Linked DNA regions of Homo sapiens: region 1 is linked to region 2. A link is a loop called in an ENCODE intact Hi-C map of the cell type or tissue named here. Cell type or tissue: IMR-90. All regions are shown on one strand. Links, peaks and the distances in the headings refer to the core of each region. The heading gives the core; the rest is flanking DNA.

Region 1 (8,753 bases), core at 328-8,327, 79 kb after region 2:
TCAGGAATGTGACTCGTCACTAGATGAGAAGGACTAGTCAAGGAGACTGGCTAAAACAAGGTGATTTTTCAGTGTCACCTTAGTATCTACTTCTGAATGATTTTCTTGTAGACATGGGAGAGATCTCAGGTAAAAAAAATAGGTTTTTTTCTCCCACAGCTTGCTCATGGTATAAACTGTGGGTGTTCCCCTTCAAATAATCACTGCTTATGATCTGGCCCTTGGTAAGGTCCTAGAGGGAACTCTGCTTCCACAGAACAAGCCATGTGGATAAATGCTAATCTGGAGAATACCTGTCTGTCCTGGGCTCACACAGAATATGGACATGATGGTTCTGGGGTTGGGAGAAGGGAATTGTAACTTGGATGAAAGCCAGGGGCTGCTGTCTATATTACATTGAAGCAAAAGTCAGAACAACTCCTGTTGTTTTAAAGTTCACAAAGGGCAGTTTTTAGTTGCTTTTTAAAAATCTCCTTGAATAATAAGGATACCCTGTGGTAATGGTGTTGTTAACTATAATAACAAGATGAAGTTTTCAAGTGCTTTCACTTACTGTGTCTCCTCTCATATCCTTATTCAAGAAATTGGAGCAGGTTTTTAAAAATTCACCTGATTGAGAAACTGCTGCACAACAAGCCATATATAGACCAGAAATGATAAATACATAGATCTAATGTTGGATCAAGGCTTCCTTGCCATCAGAGACTAAGACCTTATTGCTTAGCCACACAAGAAATTAGAAGATTAAGCTTGTCCATGTAGAATAAGGCAAGAAGTCTTTCCATCCTAGCATCTTTGAGAATGATACCAAGCTTTCCCACAACAAGGAGGTTTCTTTTTTCTCCTAGTATCTTCTTCCCATCCAACCCAAACACTGGTAGTGGGCACTTAGCTGAATTCAATAAATTCAGTAATTTATTGAAGTTCAAGGAAAATGTAAACTTGGACTCTCAATTCAATAACTTGCAACCTCACACAATAACTATGGAAGCAGAGCCTGTTCCTCTCTACCATCCTGGGTCAGCCTCAAATACTTTTGAAAATCTTATAGAGACTTGCTGATCCATTCCCAAAGACTTAGAAATGGGGATGTAACTCCCTAACATTACAATTCAGAGAAGAAATAGTTTGTGTTTATCTTAATTCTGGTCAGGGTAGGCATAGTGATGTCAGCTTTACTGTGCTTTCTTTATTCCTCTCCATGTTCTCTTCCAAGGAGAGATGAATTTCCTTTCAGTTATCTCATTAAGAGTCCTTCCTGAACTAATCATCTGAGTTTTCTCTGCCACTTGCTGTGGGATCAAATTCAGGGAGTATTTAAGCTGGTTCACTAAATGGCCTGCTATTTTTTTTTACATCATTTCACATATATAGTGATAAAGGATGATAACCCCTTCTCACCATACTCACCTAGCAGGCTGCCTGCTTTCTGGGCACAAGCAACACCCCATTCTTCTATCATCTGGAAACACAACTGTACAAATTTCCATCATGAAAAAATTGATGAATACATTGTAGTATATTTAAGTATACTTCTGCGGTGGAAAACACTATTTGGCAGTTAAATGAACTAGATTTAGATGGATCAACATGGATGGATCTTGAAAACATAAGATTGAATGAAAAAAGCAAGTTGCAGAATATTATGTATAATGTCACATATGTATGCCTAGTATGTGTGTGTGTGTATATATATATATAAACTAAAAAACAGAACATTACCATATATTATTTATCTATTAAAAGCATAAAAACATATAGCAGATACATAACAAAATCATGATAGCAGCCTTCATCAGGAAGGTGAAAGAATGGAGAGAAGGCAGGGGGATTTCATCTTTATTTATGATGTTTTATTTTTTAAAACAAAGGGAGGATCTGAAGTAAACTGGACAAATCATTAACATTTGTTCACTGAGGTAAGATGGATTTTACATTCTCTTTTATTTTTATTTTTTAATTAAAAAACGAAACTCCCTTTCCTTCTCCTTCACCTCTCTAGGCACCTGACCTGTGTACTATTCTCAAAGATTTTTGTTCTCCTCTAGCTGATTAAATTGCATCATATATTAGAAAGAAAAGTGGATTCAAATCAGGGGCCTGTATTCCAACCACAGCCCCATTCATGGTAGCTTTGCTGTAATGAATCTTTCCAGACCTCAGTTTCCTCCTGTGCAAGATGAAATAATAGTACAGTTCTCTACAATTCCTCACGGTCTATCATTTTATCAGTCCCATTTCTGCTAAATGCTAAGAACTACTCTCTATACCATAGCTTCACTGGCCTGGCACAGTGGCTTGTGCCTGTAATCCCAGCACTTTGGAAGGCCAAGATAGTGGGAGAACAAAAGTTTGAGACCAGCTTTGGCAATATAGCAAAACCCTGTCTCTACCAAAAATAAATAAATAAAAATTATTTTAAAAAGAAATTCATTAGATTTAGAATCTTAGAGCTGGAGGGACATTAGATATCTGGTCATCAGTAAATGTGAGTTTTAGAAGGAATCCTGAGTTGCAAGGCTACTAATGACAAATCCAGGGCTACAGTACTGGTCTTCTCTCTTCTATTTCAGAAGTCTAAAAATCTCTCAAGCCGGGTGCAGTGGCTCATGCTTGTAATTCCAGCACTTTGGGAGGCCAAGGTGGGCGGATCACCTGAGGTCAGGAGTTCAAGACCAGCCTGGCCAACATGGTGAAACCCCGTTTCTACTACAAATACAAAAATTAGCAGGGGGTGGTGGCACACGCTTGTAATCCCAGCTACTCGGGAGGCTGAGGCAGGAGAATCACTTGAACCCGGGAGGTGGAGGTTGCAGTGAGCCGAGATCGTGCCGTTGCACTCCAGTCTGGGTGAGAAGAATGAAACTCCGTCTCAAAATAAAAATAAAAATAAAAACCTCCCAAAAGCCGAAAGAATATGTCTGCAGCTACCAAAGGAAAGCAGGATGACTAATGGTATGTTTGTTAACCAAAAGACAGATAATATGGAACAAACTAAAAGGTCTAGGGTTTCAGGATGTTTTGAAAATGCCAGGCAGAATTCGGGCAAAAATTGTTTCATGTAGGATGCTTGATCCCTTAGATGAGAATTCTGAGAAGTAATATTGTGACAGTTTCTGGCATGAGGACAGAAAGGAGATTCTGATAGAAAAGGAAGGGTATTCATGGTGATGGGGAATGGCGGTGGAGAGGAAGCTATTTGTCCTACTAGGGTTTAGGTAATTTAAAACCTCACTGTTTCTTTGAGCATTAACTGCCCTTGGTCATTGAAACCTGCCAGAGGCCCGTAGCCAGCCTTACCCTCTGCCTATAAAAATTCATAGTGAGCAAAGACAAAGAGAAAAATTAAGACATATCTCTTCACTTTCCCCATCCTCCCAAATACAAACACGTATTTCTGAATAGTCTTCAGCAAGTTTTGCTTCTTAGACTTGGCCAAGATTTTTAGCAAGCACTTACCTACTGGGCCTGCTTGTATGCATTGCCTTTGAGGATCCTGGAATTGAGTGTGGTGCTGAACTGTAAGGTAGCCTTACCCTTTAAGTCAGCTGTCTAATAAAATCACCTTGAAAATCTAAATAGAATTTCCAATCTTCCGTGGTGTGTGGCTCAATATTACAGCCTAGTGGTTGTCAGAAATCACAGTGACTCACTAGCCAGCTCTGGGTGGGACTCTGTTCTTTCGTCTGATATTCACACTTACTGCACCACTCTCTCTTCATGTGGTTCCCTTAGTGAATTCTGTTGCTTCCTGGAATCTCATTGAGTTTCTGCTCTGCTCTTCTTGGAGGTTCTTTCCAGCTTTAAACATGAATAAAGGCTAGGAAAGCCAGGCAATGATTCAACCAGCCCTTGTCACACAGTCATAGTTGCCTCATACCAGGATTTAAATATGGTCCCCACTTTGGACTTTCCTGACCCATGCACCCCAGATTAGTAGTCATCTGATTTCAGTGTTGTTTCCTGTTGAATTGTGTAAGTACTGGCATAGCTTAAGCAAAAGACACATACAAAAGAACTCAGAGATGTATTGGTTCATCTGCTTTTGTTTGGAATGAGAACAGTTATGGGGAACAGTGCAGACCTGAGCTCTTGGCATAGTAGAAGGATGTTAAAGAGACTTAACTTCAAATCTAGTAGCTTTGGAGTTAAAGAGACTTAAATTCATATCTAAGGCCTGCTATTTACTACTTTCTTTGTACTTACTACTTACTTTGTACTTACTACTACTTTGCTATTTATTTACTTTCTTATTCACATCTAGCAAAATAATAACCTATCTCACAGAATTATGTAAAGGATCCAATAACGTTATCTAAGTTAAACATATGTCACTTAGCCAACACTTGGTTCTCAGTAAATATCTATAAATTTCTTTTTCTCTGCCTTATAATTTTACTTGGCCTGATCTGAAAAGTCCTTTTCAAAATGGACCCAGCTAGTAGAGAAAGGGGAAAAGGAGGAGGCAGCCTGCTCTGTGAGAGAGCAGGCCCTTAATGCTTTGTTGGTTTTCCTTGGAGGCAAGAGTTCTTTTGGGATCTGTTCTGAAGGCCATTTGTTTAGCTCATCTGAAAACATGGTGTTCTAAGCAGGCTTGACAACACTGGCTTGAACCTGAAATATGTTTCTTTTCATATTGGCCCTATGTCCTCTTTGTGGGACATATATGTCAGCTCAGCTGGTGGGCAAAAGTTAGGACTGGTAATGACCCTAATTAATGTGGTATACCCTGCCAATGAGAGAACGCTCTGGGAATGTGAGAGGCATGTAGATCATGGGGCAATATCCAACATTCTCCTCTTTGCTCTGTCCTGTGTCCTATCCAGCTTCAAAACCCTATACAAAAGTTTCAGACTGATGGCCCAATGAGTGATTGGCATAATGTTTTTAAAACATCTAAATGTGAATGCCTTTAGGAGGATTATGTACTCTAGTTTTCCATAGCCCCCACTACCCACTATCATATTTCATCTGCCTGATTCATTCATTTATATTGTGTGCCTGGTCTCTAAAGGCAACTGATTTTGAAAAACCTGCCTTGTGATCACATTTTAGTCTTCCTTGTCTCCTCCAACATTCAGTCAGCCTTCAAATCCTTCAGTCCGACCTGAGACAGTGGCCATTCCTCTGTCATCCTGTTGTTGCCATCCCAATCCAGATCCTCATTGTCTCAGATCTTCCTGATTAGAAATTTTCTCCTCTAGTCCATCTTGTATGCTACTGCCAAATTTATCCCACTAAATAAATTGCTACTGAAATGTTACCACTCCCCGTGGAATATAGATTATTTTTAAGTCCTTAGACTGAGAGTCAGTACTCCAGTACTCTGCATAGTCTAACCCCACCACTTCCTCTTCAGCCTCTTCACTGCTATTCCTTTATATGCCCTCTGCTTTCATCCAATTAGCCCTTGACAGAGGCTCGAAAGGGAATGGAGGAAAAGATCAGGCTTGGGAGTCAGATTGTCATGGGTCCAAGTCCTGACTCTGTCACTTACTGCATATGTTCCTTTTGGCCCATTCTTTTAACCTTTTTGGGATTTCTTTTCTTTATCTATAAAATGGAGGTACCTACCTCTTCTGCTGTTGATTTTCCTCGGGATCAAATGAAATGGGTAAGTAAGATAACTAGCCCAGTATGGCACATAATAGGTATTCAAGAAATGTCTATTTTCTTCTTCCTTTGAATACATCTCAGCTACTCCTATTTCTGCTCCTTTGCTTCCACTAGTCTCTTTGCTTGAAATTCCCTTCATTCTCTTCTGTTTACCTAAATCATGCCCAACTTTTTGGCAGACTGGAACTTAAAATATTTTGGGCCTGATTTTCCCTTGATCTGAATGCATATGGTACTCAATGCCTGGGCCCCTCCTTTGACCCTCAAGGACAGATAGCATGCTGGTGAACACTTTTTATCTATTTATTTAATCCCACTTATGTCCAAAGTAGACTTGAAGTGGCTCGTTAAATTTTTACATAAAAACTAATTAGTAAATAGAATTGAAAGGAGGAAAATGAACTTAATGACAAAGGAAGTAACAAATATACCACCACTATAGGTCTGAAACTATCGTCTTCCTGGGAACTAGTGTTTACTTAACAAAATGTTTGGGAGGCAGAACCCTTTTGAAATTTGAAGTTTATGGATGGAAAACAAACAAACAAAAATGATCCCTTGGTGGTCAAGAACCACTTATCTAATGCTTCTTTGCTGAAACTATTGATTAGTTCCAAAATTTGGCAATGAAATTCTGAGTTGCAATTTTACTCAGTCTCTAGCCTTCAAATCCAAGTAAACAAAATTGATTTTAAATGCATATCTAGTTGGGCTAAAGATCTTAAGAAGTTAATTTGTCTAGTGCTGAGTCTTTCTACCAGACTCAAGCATATTTCATAGGCCACAGAGAGCCTAGCTTATTCTAAATTTACCCAGGGTATAAGGACATTACCTGCTTTACGATCCCTTAATGTTAGGTATTTTTTCTTCTGCCTATCATAGGATGCCTGGGTTGTAATTTGTAATAATGACTCATATAAGGCAAGATGTAATTTTCTACAACTATGTTTCTTAATTTATCCATTTATAAAAAATAACTTGAATCATTTTCATTATGAATTTGCAGTAGTTTTTCCTGCAGGTTATCACCCAGTGTCTCCAAAGTTTTTTGATTGAAATTCACTGTTGGTAAAAGACATTTTAAGGGCTGACCCCTAATATAGTTGTGTGTATAAAAATTTACTAATAAATTATAATTAGACATTGAGTAGCTGCAAAAGGTTATTCCCACATATAACTTTCTTCCCACTGCAGTTTAATAGACAGAACATTATCATTACCTTTGAAAGTCTGCTTGTACATACACACATACTAATATTAATAATTCAAGGCACAATATGTACTCAGGTTAAGTAAATTTCATTTTTCATAATAATGAATACAAATAATATAAATAGCTTTTTTGATAATTTCAGATTTGGGGGACTGACTTATCAAATCTGATTAGCTTATTACTATTATTATTTTATAATGTGGCTGATAAAGAGCTTGTATTATGATTAGGAGATTTTTGAGCTCTGCCATTTTCTCGATATTTGCTTACACTTACATTGTTAGTATTGTCTTCACTCTGTGGTCTCTTTGCAGGGATTTTATTTAAGCCACTTAGTCATTTTGTCCAGAGAGGGAGGGTAGTTTAGTTAACAACTCAATAATATAGTCCCTAATTCACCCACCTAGGAACCTTTAACAAGTCACACTATACTGCAAGAAAATAAACACTGGTCCATGGCTCCTACCTTCTTCTCCTACAACATCTGTGGCAGCAGTTCCATTGAAAATTCACACCTGCCTGCTTCTGCCACCCCAACAAGGGACAACTGAGTCAGCCCATGACAGGGGCCTCCCATCCTCCCCTTGAACATGTATGTGTACATGGTTATTATCAGCCAGTGTGATAATAGGTTTTCCTTCTGGTCCCTGCAGCAGGATAGATGCTGTCATCAGTGAGAAATGGCCCTACAGGACAGTCTCGGACTCAAAGGAATACTTGGTGTTGGCATTTTTATTTGGGAGTCTTCCTCTAGGCACCAGCTGGTAACAACAGGAGAATCTGAAGCCTCCCTATCTTTCTTTTTTTCTCTTTACCAAGAGAGAAAAGGTGAAAATTTTAGACAGAAAACCTATAAATCCACATTTATGCGGCAAATAAATATTTCTCAGGGTGATGTTCCCTTTCAGAGGAAGCTGCTGATAGGCAATTGGTCACTGATAAAGAACTTAATGAAGCTTCCATCCACCTGGAGCTGGGCTGCAGGGAAAGCAGGGAGCTGCACAGCCACTCTTTGTGCCTTCCCCTACCTCTTCTTCTGCCTTCACTCAACTAGGGAAAAGAAGAGGAGTTCAGACGTAGGGCCAGGAACCAACCTGTTACTGGCCGTTGTTGCAAAGCTCAGGTATAAGCTTGACCCCCTTAATCTACAGAGATCAGAAAAATTTGGAACCTCTCTCTACCACAGTTCCATAGCCTATGGAAAATCCAAAGGCCTCCTCCAGATTTCTGTGAATCCGTAGACACCTCCAGCCTTCTTGCTTCCTGCACTCCCAGTTCCATAGGGCAGTTCTGCAGCTTTCTAGGTGTGAAACAGCTTCTGCTCTGAGTTGTGCACACACACATATGCACACACACACACAGAGAGAGAGAGAGAGAGAGAGAGAGAGAAATCATTCACCCAAGCAATTGGGAGCAGAGTGGATTTGTCTAAAGACCGGGATTGAGGGGTTGGGTTTGTAAAGAAGGTTGATTGTGTCATGAATTGCACAGCAAACAGTTTTGAAAAGTCACTTACTAGATTCCCCAGGTCTCCAAAGTTGTCTGGAACCACAATACCATGAAGGATTTTCTTCTTAGCCCTTCTCACACATGTTAGTTAATCTCCTCTCTTCACATTCTGCCTCTCAAGAACCAGAATACCAAATTCCTTCTACCTTCTCTACTAGATGTCTTGGCACCTTGGGGGTCTCACCAAGCAGGATATTTCCCCAAACATGTTTTTCTCCCATAAAATAATTCTTACGCCAGTTGTTAAGATAATGAATTTTATGCCATCTCATTATAATGGGAAGGGTCTCTCTAAAGCCATTTTTTTCTTCTTTCTTTACTAGGTATTAAATGCCTTACATCTGAGAGAATTTCAGAGCATACTGCCCTCCCTGCCTTGGATCTACAGGCAAACCTTTTCTGTAAAAGACTGGAT
Region 2 (8,753 bases), core at 576-8,575:
TCTATTAGCCTGTTAATTATACTGTCTTTTATCCTTTTACTGGTTATCCTAAACTCTACAACAATCATTCTTATTAGTCTAATATAATTGTAACAAATCCCAGAAAATCTTCAACTTTAGACTACTTTAATTCAATTTATTCCATTCCTACATTTTTATTGCTGCTATTGTGCATTTTGACTTCATATTTTAAATCCCAAAGATCATCAGTATTATTTTTAGTATGGACAATATTTATTTACATGTATCCATCTATTTACCCTTTTGTTGCTTTTCATATTTTAAAAAATATTTATTTTAGTGTAGGCCTACAGATGTTGAATCATCTCAGCTTTTGTTTGCCTGGAAAAGTCTTTTTGTTGGCAGGGGGTGAGGAGGGCTTCATTATTGAAGAACATTTTCCTTGGGTATTGAATTCTAAGTTGCCAATTATTTTCTTTTAGCATTCAAATATGTAGTTCCATTGTCTTCTGGTTTCTCTCATTTTAAAAAATGAAGTCAGGTATCAGTCTTGTTGCAGCTTCTTGGAAGATGATGTATCTTTCTTATTTGTCTATTTAAAATTTTTATTATTTTAGAGATGTGGTCTCACTGTGTTGCCCAGAATGTTCTCTTCATCTTCAGTTTTTGGCAGTTTTACTCTAATGTGCCTTGGCACATGGTTTTCTTTGTGTTTTTCCTGTGTAGGGTTTAAGATTCCTCTTGAACCTGACTTGATGTCTTTCATCAGTTTAGAAAATTTGCAGTTATTATATCTTCAAATTGTCTTTTTCCCCCATTCTCCATCTTCCACTGGGACTGTATATGCACATATGTTGTTTTGCTTTCCGCTTCAGTCTAGATTTTGCTTCTGTCTAGACATTTTGTACTCACCAGTGTTCCAGTTTACTCATCCTCTATCCAATCTGTTCTTAAATCTCTCTGCTATATTCTTAGTTTTAACTATTCTTTTTTTCAGAGCTAGAATTTATTTTTTAAATATTTCAATTGTGTGGTGAAATTCTGTATTTTATTCTCTATTTTAAAGTCTATTTCTGATTTCACTCACCTGTAGTACTGTTTCTATTGTCTGCTTTTCTCATATCTCTGTTCTTGATAAGTCTGATAACTTTTTACTGAATCCCAGCCATTAGACATGAAAAATTGTAGTGGCCCTGGATATTCTCTTCTAGAGAGATTCATTCTATTTTCTGGCAGGCATCCAGAGTAAAGGGGATCATCACCTCAATACATTCAGGAACTTTGTAGTTCTGCAGCAGCAATGCAGTTTTGCAGCAATGTAGTTTTTCGAAGGTTCAGTCTACATTTTGCTCATACCAACTATTATAGGTATCCCTTTATGTGTCCCAACTGGGAGCATAGTGCATTTTAGCAAGGCTCCTTCTAGGTGGAACCTGGACTCCAATTTTTATCTTGTCAGCATTAGGAGTCTTCAGATAACTCTATTTTTTAGCCATTTTCTGCTTGGCTTTCTGCCCTTTGCCCTCTATAGCTTAGCATTGGCCTATGCCAATAGGCTGTTTTCTGTTCTTCCCTTTTCTCTGCACTCTTGCTCCCCTGGCATCATCAAACTCGTTTTTGTTTATCCAGCTGTGAGTTTGCCAGCAGTTCTCTTAGCCTCTTTGCCTCTCTTTCAACACCAAAAATATATGGTATGTGGCATTTTGTATTCATCTCAGTGAGCTCCCTTTCTCTTCCAGATCTTGTATCCTCAAGTCCTGGATGCCTCAGCAACTCTCTGATGCTTCCAAGCAGCCTTTTTATTTTTTAAAATGTTTGTCTCTGGTTTTTCTAATTGTCTTTGATAGAATATTGGTCTGCTACAAATTACTCCATGATACCCCAAAACTTGTTTAGTGACTTAAAATGGAAATTCTAACTGATGTCATTACCACCTTTAACACTTTGAAACCTCAAGGGTTCCTAAGCATGGCTAGATTAAATGATCTCTGAAGTTATGTTTAATTTTAATGTCCAGTGATTCTTATAGGTTAACATTTTAAACTTTTATACCCATATTGGTATACAGGTCATTTCTTTTTGCTTAATTCTAACATCTGTGTTATCTTGACATTTTCTAAAAAAAAAGGGTTATGAGCACAGGTGTGTAAAAAGAAGCAGAAAAAGTAGTGAGTTAATGTGTTTGAAACATATCTGAATTAATTTATGAAGCAGGCATAAGTGATGCCTGCTTCATCACTGATCTATGATAGGACTCTCAAAAAAAGAATATGATAATGAAACAGAGAAATAAAAGTAAAGAAAGGAGGAAAATGGAAGAACTAGAATGATAAAAAAAATTAATGAAGACCAGAAGTTGTAATGACTAAGGCCCTACATAGATTAAGTACTCAATAAATGCTTGCCATGAGACAAATGAAAAATGTATTTTTAAGAAGCATTTCTTGGTTTCAGTAAAGCAGATTTTTGTTGTTGTTGCCATCATTGTTAGATGTTGTTATTCCTCAGTCATGAGTTTCTAAATGGCTCAGTACCTTTAAAAAAGTTATCTAAATTTAGCCTATAATCTCAGCACATTGGGAGGCTGAGGTGGGTGGATCACTTGAGCTCACGAATTCGAGACCAGCCTGGGCAACATGGCAAAACCCTGTCTCTTAAAAAAAACAAAAACAACAACAACAAAAAAAACCCAAATATTATTAGCTGGGTATGGTTGTGCATGTCTGTAGTCCCAGCTACTCGGGAGGCTGAGGTGGGAGCATGGCTTGAGCCTGGGAGGCAGAGGTTGCAGTGAGCTGAGATCACACCATTGTACTCCAGCCTGGGCAACAGAGCCAGACCTTGTCTCAAAAACATAAAAAAGAAAGAAAAATTATCTACACTTTTTCTGCTATTTCAATAATGTTGATCCATAAGAGAAAGGTAAATTTAGTAGGAGTTCCTTTGCTATTAAAATTTTGTGAAGAATATGGTCTGTAGCTCAGAATCATGTTTTATCACATACAAAAAAAGCTACTCTTTAATATTTGGGCCCTTATACAATTTTTGTGTGCATCAAGGTCCAAATTTCCAAATCCATCTGATCCTCTACTCTAGCCATTTAAATTCTAATTTAAGGACTGGGTCACATAAAGGGAAACTAAAGTGTGATTTTGTAACTCCAGAAGGCCTAGCAGAGGAATACAGGAACAGATCTTAGCACTGGAATATAGTACTGTGACCACAGGACTCTTCACTTCTGAGAATATCCAGTCTCTCTGTTCTAGATCCAGGTTAGCCCTGATTCAAATACTAAAGAGGAAGAGAGAAACAGAGTAAGAAGGAAGAGATAGTGAAGGGAAGGATATGGTGATTGGAATGAAAATCCTTTTGGTATCATGGAGCAACTATTGGTATACTTGCCCTACAAATTGAATATGGCTCTGATTCTGCCTTTTATCTTAGTAGTGTCCTGAATCTAGTTGAATTTAATATATCCTGAGGCTTACCCTGGAACAAACCCAGAGCCATGAGTTTTTTCCACACTCATCCCACAGCTTTAATCCCCTAGAGGTGAGCTTGTATCCTTGAGCCTTGTGGATATTAAATACAAATTGCCTCAGTATTCAAAATTGTGGCAATTTACTTGCAAAGTCGATACATTTCTTTTGTATGTCTCCTTTAACCCTTTATGTACCTAGGGTCTCACATGAGGCCCTAAATCAAATATGCACTAGGAACAGTACTAGATATTTTCATAAATCCTATTTTTTATCTGAAGAATAATCTTGTGAGGTAGCAATTATTATGCCACCTACAGAGATGAGAAACAGATGCCAAAGTGTTCTCAATCAATATCATACAGCCATTAAGTAGCAAATTCTAAATTTGAGTCCCAGTGTTTTGACTTCAAGTTCAATGTTCTTTTTAGGACCCCAGAGGATATCAATATATATTTGGCTGATTGTTGATTGAGAAGGAACAATTCTCTTAAAATGAAAAGCAGACATTAAATGACTTCTTTGCCTTGGTTTGACACTCACCACCTCCTTTGAATGTCAGACAAGGGAAAAGATCAGTTTAATTGTTGCCATTTATAAGTGGGAAAGTTGAGACCAAATATGCTGTATTGAAGGCCTCAGCTTTCAATTGTCCCTCTACATTTCTCATTAAGGAAAGTTGAGATGCATGGAGGTTGTCACCTTGTTGAAGGTCAAATGGAGTGTTTCTGCAATGAATAGAGTCTGATGTGATGACTAGTCTCATATGATCCCTGTGATGACTCAGGATTTCTGGGTGAATGCAGAGTGAGGAAGAGAAGGAGATTTCATTCCTGCTCACTCAAAATGACAAATTCTGCACTGAAAGTAAATTTTTCCTATCTGAAGCAGATAGTGTATTTTTTGAGTTTAATGTAGCAAACATTTTTTGAATGCTTAGTATGGGCTGTGACTTATGAGAAGAACGTATAAACAGGCCAAAGCTCCCGCCTTCAAGAGATGATAATTTTTTTTAATTTTTACAATTTCTGGTTTTTATTTCATACATATATATTGCAACTGAGCAAAATTAGTAACCTTGGAAGAAAGGTGAAAAACAGCCAGTGTCCACTGGGGTTACAGAATGGAGATGATAATTTTATATAAAAAAAAATGGGGTATAATTAATTTTGGTGAAATGATTTGCTACTTACAAATACCTACTTTTGGCCAGGCATGGTGGCTCACACCTGTAATCCCAGCACTTTGGGAGGCTGAGGCAGTAGGATCACTTGAGGTCAGGAGTTCAAGACCAGCCTGTCTGACATGGTGAAACCTCACTACTACTGAAAATACGAAGAAATTAGCTGGGTTTGGTGGTGGGCGCTTGTAATCCCAACTACTCAGGAAGCTGAGGCACAAGAATTGCTTGAACCCAGGAGGCGAAGGTTGCAGTCAGCCAAGATTGTGCCACTGTACTCTGCACTCCAGCATGGGTGACTATCTCCAGAAAAAGAAAAAAAAAAAACAAATACATACTTTCTAATTATTACCAACATCCATATCTTACTAGCTTTGAAGCTGTGTTGCATAGAAGCCAGTAGTTCTATTGAGCTCCCTTGGGTATGATTCTATGCTGTGGTGGTAGAAGTTGGGGGAATGGAGGAAGGTTGAAGGACTGAGCTGATAGGTGTCTGGGTGGTTTAACCAGAAGATTATTGCAATTTGGAAATCATAAATTTGCATAAGCAGCTTTGACTCTATATTTTTATATATTGGACTTTTTTATAAAATTTATTTGTGGGGAAGAAAGGCTCTGCAACTGAAAAAATGTAAATCACTGGATTCAGCAACAATAACAAAACATTCAGTCTTTTATGGGAGGGCACTTAACTAAATGCTTTATGGTCTTGCAGCAACCAAAAATTACCTCCCTGATTTGGAAATCAGCATTGAGATAATCTGTGGTTAAGATTTAGGAGTGAAAGGGGCTGTTATACTACTCACTTGTTTGCCAAAATGATCCTCTGAAGAAGGAATGAGTGAACAGTATAGAAATTGTCGTTTTATCAAAGAAGATTGACAAGGCATATCAGGCTGTAAGAAAGCACATGCAGACCAACCAGGTGGTGATTTAAGTGCCAGGGAAGACTTAAAGCAAGTTGAGGTAAGGTCCCATACTACTCATAATTGTTTCAAGAGGAATAGATGGCCAAGAATAAAATATGTTATTGGATTCTATACTTATTTTTGGTCTCTTTAAGTCAACTTACAAAATGAACAAGTTAATACTATGAGCAGTTGAGTCATTTATATCATTTGAAAAAAATAATTAAAACAAAAATCAGCTTAGCTCTGTGAAATGGGAAATGAGATTTCCATTTCACTTCACACAGTGTGAGTGATGAGTTAAGCAGAAAGCATTCCTGAGAAAAAGCTTTCAGGCCACTAGTTTGAGATTTTAAGTAGGAAAATGGGTCAGTTGGTCCTAGAGAGCATTTTTACAAAACTTGTCATTCTGGCACACGATACATGTAAAAAAATCACATCTGAAATGACTCCTCTCATTGATGTTAACTGGGCTCTTTCAGCCTAAATGATAAGAGAAAGAGCCCTTGTCTGGAGAAAACACCTACCTCTCTGAGAACTTCCTTTTCTATACCTACTCACTGAGAGAGTAGCAGGAATTCAGCTTTTGTCCCAGGTCCCTTCCATGCAGAATCAAACTTCCACTATTGTGATCACTTAAGAATTTAATACAAGGCTGCTTTTGAGCCAGTTTTGTTTCTGGCAGTGATGCAGTCATCGGGTATCTAGAAACTCCTGTAAGAGTCTACCCCCAAAGTGGAGGCCCTTCTCCCATGAGCCAGAATCACCTCACTAAAATGGCCATTGACACTGAACCCCTCAAAACACTCCAGAGGTCAGGTGTTGTGTCTCTCCTTCCCTTTTCCACCCTCCTCTATCTCCATCTCTCTTCCTTCTCCATCCCCCACTCCCTACTTCCTTCATAGCTACTAAGTGCTCTCTCAGGAATGTTTGAAGGTGAGGATTTAGGTCTGGGCAACCTGTTACAAATATGAATTGTTACCATGAACTCCGAGTGGCCTCTCAGCTTTGCTGACAGAAATTTACTCCATGTAGACCACCACCCCCCAAAAAAAATTAAGCAGGTAAGGTCATTTGGAGTTGAAACAAGCATGTAGTCGGTGTGTTTGAAAATGAAATTATAATTAACCTGCTGATGGCTGTGAGGTGTTACCTTGAACTCTGTGTGGCCTCTTGGCACAGCGGCTGAACTTGCTTTATTGAATACCCAGAGACCTGAACAGGTGAAATCAGGATATGTCCAGGGCCAATTGTACTTGTAGAAAGATTATATCTTTTTTAGTGCTGATTGTAAGAGGGTTGAGGATTAATTGAGCAGCACTAATAAGAAAATAAAAATGAGTTTGACCATCCATGTCTATGTGAAGCATAACATTGGTTAAAACTGCTGAGGAAAATGACTTGACATGCTCACTTTGTGAATTGATTTCTGAAGTGATGAGAGGTTACCAGGCCTGATAGTGGCCTAGAAGATTATTGCAATTTGGAAATCATATAGCATCTACATGTTTAGGGAAACTTTGTAATTACCAGCTGTGAGCCATGAAGTGTTGCTTGAACTCCAAGTGGTCTGTTGACACATGGGTTAGACAACTTTATGGAACTATTCAAAATGAGGTAGGTAAAACCCTACAGCAGTAACTTAGCATTGTTAATGACAGGGAGGGGTGGTGAAGTCATTTATGGTGTAGAATGAATGTATCTCAGATAAACTTTAACTCTATCTTGTCCATTAAATGTTATTTTAAAGTAAATATGCAAATTACTAGCTCACATAATCGACGAAATTGAATAATGGTGCTACAGTTATCAAGTGGGTACTAGGTTAAGGGAATACTGTAAACGATTTATTTGACAGTCACTCATGACAGCTGGTCACTGCTTTAGACTGGCAAAAAAATCCATCTCATCCCTTTGTCACACTGAATAAAAAAGAACTCTGCATCATTCTGTTGCCTCTGTCTTCTTATCTATTCCCTCTAATTATGTAATATCATTCCACGGTAAAGTTACACTTTATAAAAGCAAAAAAATTTGGGTCCCTTTTGTTTTGGCTGAGAACATCTTTCGTTAGACTAAACAAACTGTTTAGCTTCACTCTGTGCTTTTGACAGGCTGGCTGGAATGAATGCTTCTGTTGGCTTAATAAACAAAGAATAATAATCCAAAATGGCTTTTATTACGGGGTGGATTTACACTATTCATGAGATTGGAATGATCTAATTGTTCACGTCTCTGCTTAGTTTAAGTATTTATGTGTATAAGTGACGCTGAAGTTTTCCTATTTCAAAAGAAGTTTCAGTTAGGACACACATATAAACCTGCTTTGTCTTCCCAAACTCCTCCCTTAATAGCAGCCTGTGTTAAATACTCTTGTCTTTCCTGTAGAATACTTAAATGAAAAAGAAACTTTACAAGGTACTCACTGGTAACCCAGGCTCCTTATCTCAAGTAAATGTCATTTCACTTGGTTGGTGATTAAGGTTCGACATTGCAAAATACTTTGTATTTGTCCAGTGTATTTTATCTCAATCAAATGCACAAGCTTAGAAATGGACTAGAATCTTTACACCAATTATAGGCATGATCATGTCAGCTTAGTATTTTAAAAAATTGACTTTACAGTCCCATTTCAGGATCCTGTTTAGATTTTGTTGGACTTCTGTGTTATATTTCTGTGTAACTTGGAGTATTTGTCTAAATGTGTAGGACCTCAGGTAATTTTATTTCTCTGATTTCAATGTCTGGTACATGTTCTCCAACTTACAGACACATTCAGATAGTTAGAAGCATCATAGTTTATTTGTTCTATTTCTATACTCTGGGATTAATTTGTTTCTCAGTACCTGCCTTCCTGTGAAGCCTTCCCTCATCATTTCATTCCAAACGCTGAACTCTTATTATATTGTCTATAGCATGTGTAATGGTGGCAGATATATTATAAAACTTACATAGATATCCACATTAACATCAGCATGTATCATAAACTTTATCATAGTTATTTTACATATTTTTCTCAGTGTTCCCACTGCTTTCGCATAGTAGACCCGTCCCCACCCCCATTACTGCTAAAGTGGCCTTTCTGAAAGACAAATTAAATTGATCATTCCTCTGCTTAAAACTCTTCAAGGTCTATCACCTCCAAGGAAGGTCCTAAGCCCTTGCATATAAGTACCTTCTCAGGCCAGCCCCTGCCTGCCTTTCCAGTTTAATTTTCTACCATTC

Evidence for each region. Hi-C counts contacts between places; a loop is a spot of excess contacts. Peaks named below come from ENCODE experiments on the same cell type or tissue, not always from the same donor. Only the 100,000 strongest peaks of a DNase experiment are listed, where the experiment ranks them.
Region 1: a loop joins it to region 2, with 2.0 times the contacts of the local background. A loop is called at or near these places in 2 of 110 quality-filtered maps.

What each region holds. Positions count from the first base shown.
Region 1 is chr2:72,194,035-72,202,787 of GRCh38, reverse strand. All of the region lies in intron 20 of EXOC6B (exocyst complex component 6B), which reads left to right. Among named protein-coding and RNA genes, the nearest start is that of CYP26B1, 51 kb to the right of the region's middle. In IMR-90, for the core only: a CTCF peak has its summit at 3,626; no DNase peak of the experiment used is centred there.
Region 2 is chr2:72,273,688-72,282,440 of GRCh38, reverse strand. The region is part of intron 20 of EXOC6B (exocyst complex component 6B); the gene reads left to right. Among named protein-coding and RNA genes, the nearest start is that of CYP26B1, 130 kb to the right of the region's middle. In IMR-90, for the core only: no CTCF peak of the experiment used is centred there; a DNase peak (open chromatin) is centred at 4,230.